Regions from separate parts of the Mus musculus genome. Here region 1 is linked to region 2. A link is a loop called in an ENCODE intact Hi-C map of the cell type or tissue named here. Cell type or tissue: gastrocnemius. All regions are shown on one strand. Links, peaks and the distances in the headings refer to the core of each region. The heading gives the core; the rest is flanking DNA.

The links. Hi-C counts contacts between places; a loop is a spot of excess contacts. Peaks named below come from ENCODE experiments on the same cell type or tissue, not always from the same donor. Only the 100,000 strongest peaks of a DNase experiment are listed, where the experiment ranks them.
Region 1: it touches region 2 in a loop (2.2-fold over the local background); 2 of 42 quality-filtered maps call a loop at or near these places.

The regions. Positions count from the first base shown.
Region 1 is chr5:148,660,249-148,663,049 of GRCm38, forward strand. No RefSeq gene overlaps it. Among named protein-coding and RNA genes, the nearest start is that of Gm36140, 28 kb to the left of the region's middle. In gastrocnemius, for the core only: a CTCF peak has its summit at 1,083 (motif pointing left); DNase peaks (open chromatin) are centred at 1,060, 2,096 and 2,356; H3K4me3 peaks cover 719 bases; H3K27ac peaks cover 691 bases.
Region 2 is chr5:148,791,681-148,794,481 of GRCm38, forward strand. Gm36405 (a long non-coding RNA gene) reads right to left here. Exons shown (of 3, transcript XR_377235.2): 3 at 2,637-2,801. Among named protein-coding and RNA genes, the nearest start is that of 4930505K14Rik, 15 kb to the left of the region's middle. In gastrocnemius, for the core only: a CTCF peak has its summit at 1,591 (motif pointing left); DNase peaks (open chromatin) are centred at 1,126 and 1,587; H3K4me3 peaks cover 350 bases.

The DNA.
Region 1 (2,801 bases), core at 134-2,633, 130 kb before region 2:
TTCCTGGAATGTAGTTGTGTCTGATGCACAGTGAGCATCTCTGGAAACAGTGTGTGTGTGTGTGTGTGTGTGTGTGTGTGTGTGTGTGCTGAATGCTCGGTCACAGATGAACTGAGGCACCTGGGCAAGAACACAAAGACGTCTGCTTCCTCCTCCCATCTTCTTTTGCCCCAGCCAATCCTTCCTGTGCTCTGATCCCAGTACAGTGTCTTTAGCCATCTTCCATGTGTGTGACTTAAGTAAGAATGACTCCCGTAGGCTCATATATTTGGATATTTGGTTCCTAGTTGGCGGATTATTTAGGAAGGATTAGGAGATGTAACCTAACCTCGTTGGAGGAGGTGTGTCATTGGGGGTGTGGCCTCTGAGGTTCCAGAAGCCCATGATAGGTTTCTGCCTACATCCTGCAGACCAGATGTAAGCACTCAGCAACTGCTCCAACACCATCCCTGCCTGCCTGCCTGCTTGCCTGCTGGCTGCCATGCCCCACACCATGCTGATCATGGACTAACCCTCTGAAACTGCAAGCAAACCCCCAACTAAATAAAAAGTTTCTTTTTATAAGTTGCCTTGGTCATGGTGTCTCTTCATAGCAACAGGACAGTAACTAAGGCATAGCAACTCAGGTGGCCTGCATCCCCCCGACCCCCTGTCATTCAACAAAAGCTCATCTGGTCCCCATTGTGCGCTAGGCAGGGTGTAGGAGCTGGGGTACAGTAACACAAAGGGCAGCCCCCATCCCAGCCTCCCGGAACTCCTCCTGCAGCAGCTGTGAGTGAGAGTGGAGTCAGGGACTCCAGCCAAAGAGAACAACAGCCAAGCTACCCTTAAAGCCCCCAGATGAGGTCCAGTGATACTTTAACTGAAAATTAAACAAACAAGGTCTGTATGCCTCCCACCAGTTTCTTAAACCCTTTGAACAAGGGTTCAAACCAGTGGGGCTGGAGAAGTGATTCATTCAGTGGTGAAGAACGCTGGCTGCCCTTGCAGGAGACCTGGCTTCAGTTCCCAGCACACACGTGGCAGCTCACAAGCATCTGTGAATCCAGTTCCGGGGAATCTGCCGCCCTCTTCTGGTCTCCTTGGGAATTGCATGCACATGGTGCACATGCATACATGCAAAGTGCTCATGTCCATGAAATAACAAAACAAACAAGAAAAAACACAAACACTGCATCTAAGAGTAATGAGCAAACATAGGATTTAATCCAAGTTTTAGCAACTTTTTCCAAGACAGTAAAATGAGGCCTGGGAGATGGACTCAGTGAGTAAAGTCGGAATCCCAGAACCCAAGCAAAGCCAGATGTGACCATGCTATAATTCCAGTGCTCCTAAGACGAGATGGAAGTTGGATACAGGAGAGTTCCCAGAAGCTCATAGGCCAGCAAAACCTGGAGTATGCAGCATTGAACAACATATAGAAGGTGAAGAGGATGCCCAAGGATGTCTTCTATCCTCCACATGCACACCATCACACCCATCTGCCCAATACGCTCACCCCCTGCCTCTGCTACACACTTAAAAGTGTGAAACGAAGCACCACTTTTACCTGGCTCGACCAACATTATTGCAATAAACGTCACTATAGAGACCATACCTTACATGGACTGCATGAGCACAGTAAACATCACTATAGAGACCATGCCTTTGCCCACTCATCCTTGATTTTCTATGGGTTGACAAACCAAGAAGGTTTATGAGGCTCTGCGCAGTCTCAGTATTGAAAAGCTGAACCACCTTTTACTAAAGGACTTTCTATGCCTTGGACTGAAAACACACACACACACACACACACACACACACTGGTGAGAAAAAAAATGTGAATAAGAGGGTCTTAGTCAGCAGTGTGGCTTTTGAAGAAGCTGAAGAAAGGCTCTGAGACTCACAAAGGAAGGGAGAGAGGGTGGGAGGGAGCCTAGAAAGGACTACAGACCTCACTCAGTAGGTCCGCAGCTCTGGCACCAACACTTGAAAAATCCTGTGACTTTGTTGCAGATCTGCCTAGAGTCCCTGCTGTCTAGCTCCCTTCCGAGTTGCTGAGGATGAGCCTCTGGCGTTGAGACAGGGGGATGAGCCCCTGGCGTTGAGACCAGCTGGAATCTGCCCAGCACAAGGATCTTGAATAGCCAGAGGAGACAGAGCCAGGAGCAGATGGCTTGGGTGCTCCGAGTGTCTGGAACACATTCGACCCTTCTCAGATGTATCTCGGAGACACACTAGTTTCCTCTTTCTCAGCTGGCAAAGCAAAACATCTCAATATTCTCCATTCTCTCCATCCACGTGGTGTATTTTTTTTTAAAGCAGGGATGAGGCGAGGATTTACCAAGGCAAGAGCTGCTGAGCTGGGGAAACGCCTGTATCCCTCCCGCACGCGAGGGCTGGCGGAGTCCCGGAGAGATGTGGCGCCTCATGCCTGCCTTATATAAATATTGTAAGCATTGATATAATTGTGTTGGCAAACTGCTCCATATTCCGCAGAGAAAGAGAGCTACAAGGATACGGCTTTATTATTCATAACACGGTGTGCGCTTACTGTTGGGGGGGGGGCGGGAATACAGACAGCCTGAGGGCTGTAATTTCACACTCGTGTTCCTTCTGTGCTGGGCACCAGCAGCTTAGGTTTCTGTGTGTGAAAAATATGTTTCTTCACCACCACTGGCTCAGATACTTCGGAGGAGAAGGAAGGAGCAGAGAAAGTTCCAGAAAGGCAACCTGACTGCCCCAGTGAGACTTGTCGGAGCAGGACAGTAAAGAGGAACCTGAGCAAGGAAGTCTGAGCCCTCAGAGTTGGAGTCCTGTGT
Region 2 (2,801 bases), core at 256-2,755:
AGGTGGGGTCTGTCCTTCCAGACACCTCAACCTGCCTGCTGACTCTAAGCTTCCAGAAACTTCCAGCCTGCTCCTTGCTGGGATGAACAGCTCAAGTCCAGAGTCTTAGAGTAATTGTATTCGCCAGGCTTCTGAACTGCTGACACGGAGTAGGAAGGACCCAGTGTCCAGCTACCAAAGGAGCAAAGGACACTCAGAGGCTGCTCCCGGCCCCCAGCAGAGCCCCTGTTAAATGTTTGCTCTCCCTGGCCTTGATGTACCTCCATATAAACAACAGCTGGACTCGGGCAGCTTCTGTTTTGCAGGTGGAAGGAGTCGGCAAGATGGAAAAGAGGAAGCAACAGGCTAGTATACGCCAGGAAACACAGCACATAACACTCATAAGGGCCTGGGGTTCTGGCAGTCTGGCCTCTGCGTCTGTAGTCAGGACCGCAGCGTTGACTAGCACGGTTGTGACAATCTTCTGTGATGCTTTGGTGCTTCGGCATAAAGGCACCCATTAACCTGCCCATTAATACAAAAATTAGCATAAGTGAAGGAAGACATTGGACCAAGGACCTAGTCTGTGACGCTCACTCTGATGATTACAGAGGCTTGTACAGAGAAGTTAACAGGTTTCAGATGTCACTTGGCTTATAGTCATTGTTAGAGAAGATCCTCATTAACAAGGTGGATATGAATTCTCACTTAAAAGAAGAGAAATGGAGGCACAAAGAGGGTTTTCTGGTTCTGTGACTCAATCAAAACCTTGCAGGAAGAGCTAACACCTCTAAGGGTTGACTGGAGAGAAATTAATAAAGATGTTTCCAGAAGTTTACAGAGATAGACAGAGGCAAACCAACCCCTGGGTGTCCATGCAGGAAGCTGCTTCCTACTGAAACCTCAAGGGGCAGGTACAGAAGGCGATGCTAAAACCCAGAAAGGGTTCCTAGTAGAGCTGGGGGTGGGGTGCTCCTGGTGGGAGCTGGGGGCCCAAAGGGACCTGCTCTTACCATCAGGAGGAAAGGGGAACCAGAGGAATAAACAAACACTGCGACTCTTCCTCCACGTAGCTGAGGTGGAAACAAGATGTCAAGGGAAACAAAACCAGTTCTCCGTGCATGGAAGGAGAAAGCCAGAGAACAACCGTCAGGGGAGGAACGATTGGAGACTGCCCAATTTGTGTGGTGACACCTGCAGCTTGGGCAGGGAATCAGTGAAGGATGCAACTTTTTTTTTCAATGGACAAAGAAAACGGAGGGAGGAGCTGTTGACGAAGAGCACGCCCAAACTTGACTGCAGATCCAGCTGACCAGTTCCGGACAGCGCTTAAAGATGCAAATCAGCTACAGACCTAACCTCACTTCACCCAGCAAGCTGGGCAGAGGCAAATATCTGGGTCAAACAATAGCCTAGAAAATAAGTAGATAAGAATCTAAACAGGTCGTTTCTGCTGCAAGATCCTGACATTGCAAAGCTCCAACCCTAAAGCTTCAATCAACAAGGACTGAATACATGTTGAATGAATACATTCTTCATTCAAACCAAATCCAGAGCCTGATGCATTTTGCCTGCTCCTTGCCGCTACTTAGGGCGCCACCTCGTGCCCATTTGCCTGTACTACACCCTCCCGCTTAAACCTTCACTTGGAAAGGTTTGTTGATAGAGGAGAGAAAAATTGGCTTCCAAGACAGACATTTTTCTAAAGCGGCTGATTTATAAAGTGGATTTCACACATTATTTTTCTTGAACAAAACTCCAAACACATGACTTAAAAACAATTACTTAAGGCAGTGTACCTAGTGTTTGGATATTTCTGTTCAACAACTGCTTTTAGAAAAAATGTTTACAGAAATTGGTTCGTTTGCATAGGAGATAAAGATAGCCTGCACGTCTTGCAGAATGTGACCTCATATACCTAAAACTTATTTAGGCCTCTGTTAGGGACTGAATGGTATCACATTCCCCCACCAAGATTCACTAGTGCTTCCAAACGAACATAACTCTGAGATGAGGCCCGTAAAGAGATTAAGTCCAAACACACCTTTTAGGGTGTCCCTATCCAATGTTAACGATGTGTTTATGGGTATTTTATTACAAACACGTAGGCACAAAGGGAGATGAACACGATGAGAAGCCATGAACGGGCTTAGGAGAAAGCAGGCTGCCTCTACATCCATCTCCATCTCCAGTCTTGTGGGAAGGAGCAGGCTAGAGGAAGCGGGCAATCTGCGGCAGCCTAGGTAGCATAATCTAGCTCTGATTTCTCTCCTAGGCAAGGTGTGCGAAGACACAGGAGACCCTGTCTCGGTGGAGGGAGTTGAGCTGCCACTAAGTAGGCTCTTGCCAGAGATTTTGGCCTCTGTGAAAAAAGAGTGGTCCAGCGAATTGGGAATGAAATGCCTTTGGGGAGTAGGGGGGTCCCTAGCACAATGACTGGCTTGCAGCACCTACTTCATGCTCTAGGATCAGCCTTAGCAAGAGTGTGGGCACAATGGTACCAGATTTCCCACAAGGAAACCTGTTCAGACCCCCTCTGGACCTTATGTAGAGAAAAGGGAAGCTGGTTACTGAGTGTCAGTAGAAAGCGCCCCCCCCCCTGCCCGCAATCTGTGGAGAGCTGAGAGACTTGCTTCCAGACAAGCGCCTTGAGGATGATGGCTTTATTGAGGGCACACACACAGTAACCTGGGGTTAGAAACATCGAGGAAGGAAAGATAGGTGGACTGAAGCAAACAAGCAAGGGAGGGAGGCAGGAAGTGTGCAGGGCCTTAGGACTGGACATGGGAAGGCCTCTGGAGCAGGCAGCCTCCCTGGAACCA